Linked DNA regions of Homo sapiens: region 1 is linked to region 2. The links are chromatin contacts, found by Hi-C in ENCODE. All regions are on one chromosome and are shown on one strand. Each heading gives the region's core, a stretch centred on a gene start or an enhancer-like site at or near the end of the contact. The rest is flanking DNA. Distances are from core to core; before and after follow the strand shown. Region 1 has its middle 57 kb from the start of ULK4. Region 2 holds the start of GORASP1 (golgi reassembly stacking protein 1).

What was found. A loop is a pair of places that touch in the nucleus more often than their neighbours do. Pooled maps may share reads with other maps.
Region 1: a loop to region 2 is called in a pooled map, with 2.3 times the contacts of the local background. The contact joins the enhancer-like site here to the promoter of GORASP1 in region 2. A Hi-C loop is called at or near these places in 2 of 50 pooled maps.

Annotation. Positions count from the first base shown.
Region 1 is chr3:42,016,384-42,021,117 of GRCh38, forward strand. It overlaps a transcript of TRAK1 not described here. Among named protein-coding and RNA genes, the nearest start is that of ULK4, 57 kb to the left of the region's middle. Within about 2 kb of position 2,973, at least 6 of the 41 ENCODE cell types and tissues checked have a DNase peak (open chromatin) inside an H3K27ac peak, as active enhancers do.
Region 2 is chr3:39,105,177-39,109,472 of GRCh38, forward strand. GORASP1 (golgi reassembly stacking protein 1) reads right to left here and starts at 2,451. Exons shown (of 9, transcript NM_031899.4): 1 at 2,303-2,451. The coding sequence starts at 2,365. It overlaps TTC21A (tetratricopeptide repeat domain 21A), which reads left to right and starts at 2,504. Exons shown (of 29, transcript NM_001366900.1): 1 at 2,504-2,688; 2 at 3,909-4,038. The coding sequence starts at 2,662. RefSeq lists a silencer at 2,081-2,400.

The sequences.
Region 1 (4,734 bases), core at 1,723-4,222, 2.9 Mb after region 2:
TAGTAGAGACGGGGTTTCACCACTTTGGCCAGGCTGGTCTCAAACTCTTGACCTCGAGTGATCTGCTGGCCATGACCTCCCAAAGTGCTGGGATTATAGGCGCAAGCCACCACTCCCAGTCCCTGTCGTTGCATTCTGAGTCCCTGCCTCTGACCTTGTATATAGTAGGCCTCTGTAATTGTTTGGTGATTCTTGAATTAACCATCTGGGCTCTCCATCTTGACTTCGTGCTCCCAAGGTAGAGAACAGACCTTGGGCATTCTCCTCTCCGTCAGCTGTCGGAGTTTTTATAGATGCGATTGTTCTGTAGCACCATATAGCTCATAAGAGAGCCAAGGAGAGTAAGCAGATAGGTGGCCAGTTTTTCTGCAAGGGACAGTTCTTTTTTTACCCTTTGGGGCTCAAGTAAGAAAGGCATTGGAGGGCGAACAGTCATTTAAACTCACTGAGAGTTGCAGATATTCAGTAAAGCCTTTTGTGCATGCCAGAGCTTAATACTGTATGGTCGGGAAGTTTGATAAACTTTAAAGTACCATGACCAGCCTCTTCACATATATGATTCTGTGACCCTTGGTTTTGAAAATGGACTCTGACCACTGGCTGCGGTGGCTCACACCTGTAATCCTAGCACTTTGGGAGGCCAAGGCAGGTGGATTGCCTGAGCTCAGGAGTTCGAGACCAGCCTGGGCAACATGGTGAAACCCCGTCTCTACTAAAACACAAAAAAAGTAGCCGGGCGTGGCAGCATGCGTGTGTAATCCCAGCGACGTGGGAGGCTGAGGTAGGAGAATTGCTTGAACCCAGGAGGTGGAGGTTGCAGTGAGCCAAGATTGTGCCATTGCACTCCTGCCTGGGCGACAGAGTGAGACTCTGTCTCAAAAACAAAACAAAACAAAAGAAAATGGACTCAGATTTATTTAACTCATCTATATTTGGCATGCACTGTGATTTTTGTAGGGAAAGACAAGAGGATGTTCTTTTTAAAAGATGGAGATAGAACCCAAGGGCTTATGTGGGTTCTTAGGTTTTATTTTATTCTTGGACAGAGATACACTGTTGTTAGACAGAGATACACTGTTGAATGAATGGGTCTTCTGGCTTCTCACCTCCTTTTCCCCCCTTCTTTTCAAACAAATGTTCCCTATTCTGACTTGTCTTCTTAGATGTATCTAAGTGGAGGCCACTTGCAGTGTTGAAAAGTGCAAATTTTAGTGAAGAGACAGTAAATAATTGCATATGTGTAAAACTGGATGTCTCCTGAGTTACACAGAATACCAATGATGTTGAGCTGCTTAAAGGCTATGATAGGCATTTTATGAAAGGCTGTGTAGTATGATTCATTATAGTGAGAAATTTATTTAATTATTATTGTTAATAGTGCACCTGAGGTGAAACAGGGTGGAATGGGGTGGGAGGGGAGCTCTTGAAATCCTTGTTTGGACTTAATTTTTTTGTTTTCAAAATTTATTATTTTTATTTTACAGTGCTGTTCCTTGCAGAGCAGGGCTAACTCATAGGCAGTGTGCCTGTAGGCAGCCTGTTTGGACTTCCTTAAACACTTTTTTTTTCTTAAATAGAGACAGGTTCTTGCTATGTAACAGGTGAAGCTGGGAATAGCCCTTCCTAGAATGCTGAGGTGGGAGGATCACTTGAGCCCAGGAGTTCGAGACCAGCCTGGGCAACATAGTGAGACCTCATTGTTACAAAAAAAAAAAAAAAAAAGACAAAAGAAAAATTAGTCAGGTGTGGTGATGTGCACCTGTAGTTCCAGCTACTAGGGAGGCTGAGGTGGGAGAATCTCTTGAGCCCAAGAGATTGAGGCTGCAGTGAGCCATTATTGCACCATTGTACTCTAGCCTAGGTGACAGAGCGAGACCCCATCTAAAAAAAAAAAAAAATATTGCTGTCTGAGTCAAAAAGTGCTCTTAAGGAAAATGTACCTTGTTTTCCCTGAGGTTCTGGGGAATCCCCAGCATAAGCACATGTACCCCAGTTTGGGAATCGTGGAGCTGGATTATTTCTAGGGTCTCCTCTAGTTCCAGGACATTCAACAGGAGAGGATAGTCTATCCAGAGGAAGTGGATTTTGTACTAACATCCGACAAGGATGCTCCATCACAGTATAAATTATCCACATTTGAATGTTAAATAAGACCATGCTGTGGGTACTCAGGTGACTTTAAAAATCTTTTTTTTCTTTTAAGAAGTAGGAGAAAATAACTGTGAACATGTGGACTAAGTGGCTTGACATTTTCGAAAAGTATCTCTTTAGCATACTATTCAGAGCACTTATTGCATTCCTCCTTAATGACTAGAATTAGTTACTAGATAACATGATTATGTTGATTAAAAGATGTCACCGTCTACTAATTTATGTTGATACAGATGAACTATTAGCAAATCCTATCTTCCGTTACATAGATGCAGGTTGATTTATGTCACTTAAAATGCATATTAATGGCTGAGTGTGGTGGCTTACGCCTATAATCCCAGCACTTTGGGAGGTGGAGGCAGGTGGATTGCGAGGTCATGAGATCGAGACCATCCTGGCCAACATGGTGAAACCCCGTCTCTATTAAAAATACAAAAATTAGCTGGGCGTGCTGGTGGACGCCTGTAATCCCAGCTACTCGGGAGGCTGAGGAAGGAGAATGGCTTGAACCCGGGAAGTGGAGGTTGCATTGAGCCAAGATCGCACTACTGCACTCCAGCCTGGCAACAGAGTATTAAAAAAGAAAAAGAAAAAGAAAAAAAAAGCATATTAATTAGAATAGGGATATAGGATCTCACTTTTTTTTGTCTCTCTCCAGGATTACAGAGATAAAGCATTTATGCATATACAGAACCACGGGATTTTAGAAGTTGTCCATCAGTTCCTCTGGTTGTTTTGGTACAATAAAAAAGTGCTTTTTTTAGAGATAGAATCTCTGTTGCCTGGGCTGAAGTGCAGTGGCCTGATCATAGCTCACTGTAACCTTGAACTCCTGGACTCAAGCCATCTTCCCGCTTTGGCTTCCTGAGTAGCATGCGTGCTGCCACACTTGGCTAATTTTCTTTTCTTTTTTAAATTTTTTTGTAGAGGTGAGGTCTTGCTATGTTGCCCAGGCTGCCTTAGCTTCAAGCGATCCTTCTGCCTTGGCCTCCCGAAGTACTGGGATTACAAGCATGAGCCACTGTACCTGGCCAGGCAGTTCTTTAACATAAACAACGTGTGCTGTGGGTCTGGATTTTTTTTATGCTAACATTCTGTAAGCTCTCAGTTTTTAAGTTTTGCAAAATGTAGAACATATATGATACAACCTACTCTAGATACACAGCCTCTAGTGTAGGCTGCCTCCTTTTATTATGGGTTTCTATCAAATAATTTCCAGTTTGAGATTTGAGATGTGACCAAAGATAAAATGTCTCCTTATAATGTTAGAAGTGGTTTGGCTTCAGCTGTATTATTGAGTCAGGAATTTGGACCTTTAGGAGCAGGTAAACAATGAGAGCAGAAACTACCCTTGAATTTATGTTTGTCTGAGGACCATTGGGAAATATTTCTTGGAGAGTGGGGAAGACAAATTCCTTTGACCTCCAGAAGAATTGATTGTCCTCAGTGTGATGAGAAAATCAGGGAGAGAGTGACTGAAGACAGCTCAGCTGTTCATGCCAAAGGGACTGACGGTCCAGATTCATGGTGGAACCAGGTGGCCGTGTTCTGGCTGGAGAACAGCAGTGGGAAGAGGACAATGCTCACGAGAGGGACAATGCTGTCTCGGTTTCTGCCTGACTTTTGGTTGCTACTGTGTTCTGTGGAACAAATATTTTATATCATGTTGCATTACCATCTAAGGTTGACAAGTTAACTAGAACCTTTAATTTCTTACGCATTGAACCTTTAATTATCTTAGCTCCATTAATTTTACTTACATATACCACTTGTACTGCCAGTAACTCCTTGTAGATAACCACTCTTGTGACCTCTATTACCATAGGATAATTGTGCCTGTTTTGGGCTTCATGTAAATTGAGTCATATAGTGTGTACTTTTGTGTCTGGTCTTTTGCTCAATGTTTTGTCTGCAATGTTCATCCATTTGTTGCATGTACTAGTGCTTCATTCCTTTTTAGTGTGGGATGGTATTCCATTTTATGGTTATATCATGATTTGTTCATACATTTACCTGTGGATGGACATTTGTTTTTTTTCCAGTTGGGACTATCATGGATAAAGCTGCTATGAACTAAGTGTATAAGTACTCATTTCTATCGGGTATATGCTCAGGAGTGGATCATTGGGTCATAAGACATATGTTCAGCTTTAGTAAAAATTAAGTTTTCCAAGTGTTCATTCTTCTCTGGATTTGGTATATGAGACTTCCAGAAGAAAAAAAGATAACTCTGTAAAAGAGTATGCTACATCTTGTGTTTCTGAATACAGGGCTCCCACAGTAAACTTGGTTTGCCTGTTGGACTTCCAGTTGGGGAGTTTGGTAATCTGATATCTTAAGAGATCTAGTAAGACAGTTATAGTATCAAGGGGCATTTTTTACTTAGTGTGAGATCCAGAGGTGTGGGCCTTGCCTGCACTGAAGAATTTCAAACCTGGGAAGAAAATTGGAGGTTTACTTAAACTAAAGGGACAGATTCTTGTCATGTTCGGAAGTTGGAATTGGCAAGCTTTATACTGGAGAATTAAAAACTCAAAACAAACAAAAAACCAAACCTATGATTCAGGAATAGCATTATAATGA
Region 2 (4,296 bases), core at 1,201-3,700:
ATCACTACTCACTATGGCTCCGCAGCTGAAATAATCTATGCTGCTGCCCACTGTACGGCTCCCCCTGCAGAAACCACTGCCTGCCATCCAGCTCCCTCAGGGGCTCCCATCACAGCCTGCCCCAAGGCCCTATAGTGCTGCTTTTCCTCATGCTCCCACCCTATTTTTCCCAATCAGGGAACCTAATGGAACTCACAGTGATCACAACTTACACTTACTAAGGGCTGGTTGGCTGAGTGCCAGGGCATGGCACCACCTCACCTGCTTTATGTGTCATTTAACCTTTTTAATAACCTCAAATGACAAATGAGACCAAGTACTCAATAATTCAGTAATTTGACCCCAGGAAATCCAACCCAGAGCCCTCCCCCTAACCACTGCCCTCTCCTAACAGCTGTTTCCTGGTGAATCTGCCACTACTCTAAGCTCGCTGAGGGCAGCGACTTCTCCAAAGTATTGGGCACGCAGCGAGGTGCCAATATTTCTAGAATGCAGCACAGCTGTTCTTCAGTGTTGTTAAAGGTAAGTAGGTCATGTCACTCCTCCATTTAAAACCTCCTGATGGTTTTACATCTCAGAATAAAATCTTAAATCTTCAGGACAACAGGCAAGGTCCTACACGGTCTGCTCTGGTCTCCTCCTCACACTGGCCACACCATCCAAGCACACCAGCCTCACCTGGCATTTCCTCAAACACACAAGCACAACCTACCTCGGGGCCTCTGCACAAGCTGGTCCTTCTGCCTGGAATACTACTATTCCCCTAAATATCTGTATTGTCCACTCTTTACTTCCTTCAGAAGCATCTGTTCGAATGTGACTTGAGAAGAGGCCCTTCCTGACCACTCTATCAAAAATAGCACCCACTCACCATTCTGTATCCCCTTAACCTGCTTTATTTTTATCACTGGTAATTACCACCTACCATGTATTTTTTCATTTCCCTTCTTTCCCTACCATCATCCAAATGTCAGCTCCAGAACAGGGACCATGTTTGTTCTGTTCACTGCTTTATCTCTAGAGCCTTAGAATTCTGCCTGCCAGAGTAGGAGCTCAAAACTTTGTTTTTGTGACTGACAACCTCTGATCCCTGGTCCCTCTCCAATTTGTCCCTCTCCATCAGGCAGGCCCCTCCCGTCTTCGAAGCTCCCATCATCGCCCCACCCCTCCTCTTGCCAATATCCTGAGTTCCTTTGCCTTTAATCAAACCTGTTGGAAGACGCTCCTGGCTGGATGCATTCCACTGTCCACGCTTGCTGTTTGGTGTCTCACCATAAGAAAGCCCATTCCCAAGCACAAATCCTGTCAACTCTGGGTTCTCCAAGCCAGCCTGGTTTTCACGTTAAGAAACTTTTAGCCCTCTCATGTGGTTAGCTGGCAACAGACCCTACCTTCAAAACACACAAACCGACAAGCTTGCCTGTCTCCACTCATCTCTGCATCCAGCTGCCTTTCACTAGGGAAAGGGGGGGTGCAGGGACGCCTCTTCCCCGCAGCGCTCCGGGGTCAGAGACCCCCAGCCCCTCTCACCTACATTATAGCCCTTCCCTCACCGCAGGCACAAATCTCCATCCGGCTGCGGGACCCTCTCCTCACCCTCACAGCACACTCCGTTCTAGGAACCCCACTCCGTCTCCACTCTCCGGAAGCCTGCTCGCCCAGACCTCCATGTAGCGGCATCTAAAGGCTGGGACCCTCCCCAGCTGCAAACGCTCTCCTCGAGGATTCTGCAGCACTCTCCCGGCCCTCCCGCTCCCCACTATCCCGTGGCTGGTTTGCACCGGTCCTCTACCCTCGGAAGCCCTTACGACCCTACGACTGGCAGGACGCGCGCCGACGGGCTCCCCCGCAGCTGCGTCCACTCGGTTAACCCCGGCCCCCGGGACTGTCCTCGGCGTGGCTGACTCTCTTCCCAGGCCCAGCACGGAGAGCGGCCCGCGGCAGGCGAGCGTAAATGTGTGCTAAGTGCACGAGTGCGTCCCGACTGGTAGTGGTGCATTCTTCACCCGGGAGGAGCGCCATTCCCGGCGGCCGGACCAGGAAAACGCTCCGCTTCCGGCACTGCTGGCACTTGGGGCGGGCGCTGGGCCCGACCGCGGCCGCGGACTAGCCAGGGTCCGGGAGTCCCGCGAGGCCGCCTCTCCCAGGAGGCTCCCACCGGGCAGGGGGCACCTCCCGCCACCCAGGCGGAAACACTCGGGCCGGGACCCCGCCGCAGTCGCCAGCCAGCCGGCGACCGGACGCCCGGGCGCGGGGTTGCGGGCGCCTCGCCAAGGTCACCGGCGCCGCGGCGGCAACTCACCCCGTGGAGGTGGAAGCCCTCGGCGCCGCCTGCGGGCTGCTCAGCGCTGACGCCCAGGCCCATGGCAGCGGCTCCGCTCGGCACCCAGGTCCAGTCCCGCTGCGCCTACCCGGACCGACCCGACGCCAGTAGCACCGACTCGCTCTCTCGGCGCTCGATTCCTGCGCCTTGTGACGTGAGGCGTTTTGTTCCTCCCACTCCAGACACTGGACGCTCCTAGCAACCGGCTAGCAGCTCGGTTTCCAAGGACTGTAACGCCTTCAACCGCCCGCCGCGATAGAGTGCCCACGACCCTGCCTCGGGAATCCCGCTCTGCACCGCCCCACCAGACCCGGACTCGGAGCCGCGAGCGGCCCGAGATGAGCAGCAATGACTCCTCCCTTATGGTGCGTGGCCCGGGCGCTGTCCGAGGGCTCCCTCGTGACTCCCCGCCCCTGACCCAGAGACCGTCTGCCCTGCTACTCTCCTGCCACCCTTCGCTGTCCTCAGTTATATCAGGCGGTCCTGCCTTTTCTTGCCCCACTCCCCCTGGCAAGGGCGTCTTCTCCGGTGGCTTCTGCGCACCCTGAGCCCCAAATTAGCATCCCCGTTTCTTGAGCTACCCCAAACCAGCTCATCCAATCACTATCATTATCCCTTCTTGTCATCATCCCTTCTTCCACCCAGCTCACTCTCGCCTGCGCCTCCCACCCCAGTTGATGGCTTCACCATTTAATCTCCTAGCCTTAACTCATACCTCTTCCCTATACTCATCTTCTAATCCTGTCTACAAGAAATGCCAGCTCCTTGATGTCTCCTGGGTTTTCTTTTTATCTTTTTATCTTCTAGCCCAGAACCAGCACCATCTCTCCCCCCTGAGAGCCTGCAACAGCCTCCCTCCCATCTGGTTTCTCTGCTGTGGCTCTTTTCAGCATCAGTAGTCCCTGCTGCCACCACGGCACACACCCCCCACATGCAAAAGCAGCCAGAGTGGTTGTTGCAAAAATGTACATCTGAAAACATCCCTCGCCTTAAAACCATTCTGCTTTCTGTTACCCTTAGGATGGTGTCTGGGCTCTTTCATATGGCCCATGAGGATGTTTACAGTCCAACCACATCTGCTCCCAACCTAGCACCCACAAACCTTAGAGGAAGTGAAACTTAACTTTAAAATCTCAGCCCCTTTGTCAAGCTGTAGTTTCCATGGGCTTAAGCTTCCTTAGCTGTGAAAGATACTGAGAGGACCATGCACAGGATAGTGGATATGAAGCCCACAATAACTTGTAACTACAATTCGTATAATTTTTCTTATTATTTGTCCTCATTTTTCCCCCCTTATTCCCTTCCTAAGACAAAGCCTTGGTTGAATTCCCCATCATAGTTGAACCAGAATCTGTTGGTAATCCCCCAAACAAACACCTCCAAACTCTTTCCTGGGAAAACTGCATGGAGCTGCTCCCAGGGCTGTTAGAGGACAGGATGAGGCCTGAATGTTTCCTCTTTCTCTTCCCTTTGCAGAACTGAGGAGGAGCAGGGGATAGGGAAGGGAGCAGGTCTCATCCCATCTGGGACAGAACAGAGACAGAGAAGGGACTGGGCTATTGCAGTTATGTCTTCCTTCATACAGGCTGGGATCATTTACTATAGCCAGGAAAAGTACTTCCACCATGTGCAGCAGGCTGCAGCTGTGGGCCTGGAAAAATTCAGCAATGACCCTGTGTTGAAGTTCTTTAAAGCCTATGGAGTCCTCAAAGAAGGTAAGGACTTGGCAGTGTTGGTCTTGTGACCCCAGGCACTAGCTGGGCCCTAACACTCTGGCTCCACCTGGATGCCTTCTTGTATCCTAGTTATGGTCCCATAAAAACAGTTTCACACTCAGCGGCTGGATTCCCACGGGAATCCACAGAGGCCTACGTAATCCATATCTAGTTGACTTTTGAGACCTCAGAGCGCTGACTATCCCTGCTCTGCACCTCGGGTTCCCTCTCTGTAAAATGAGTGGTTGGAGAGATAGC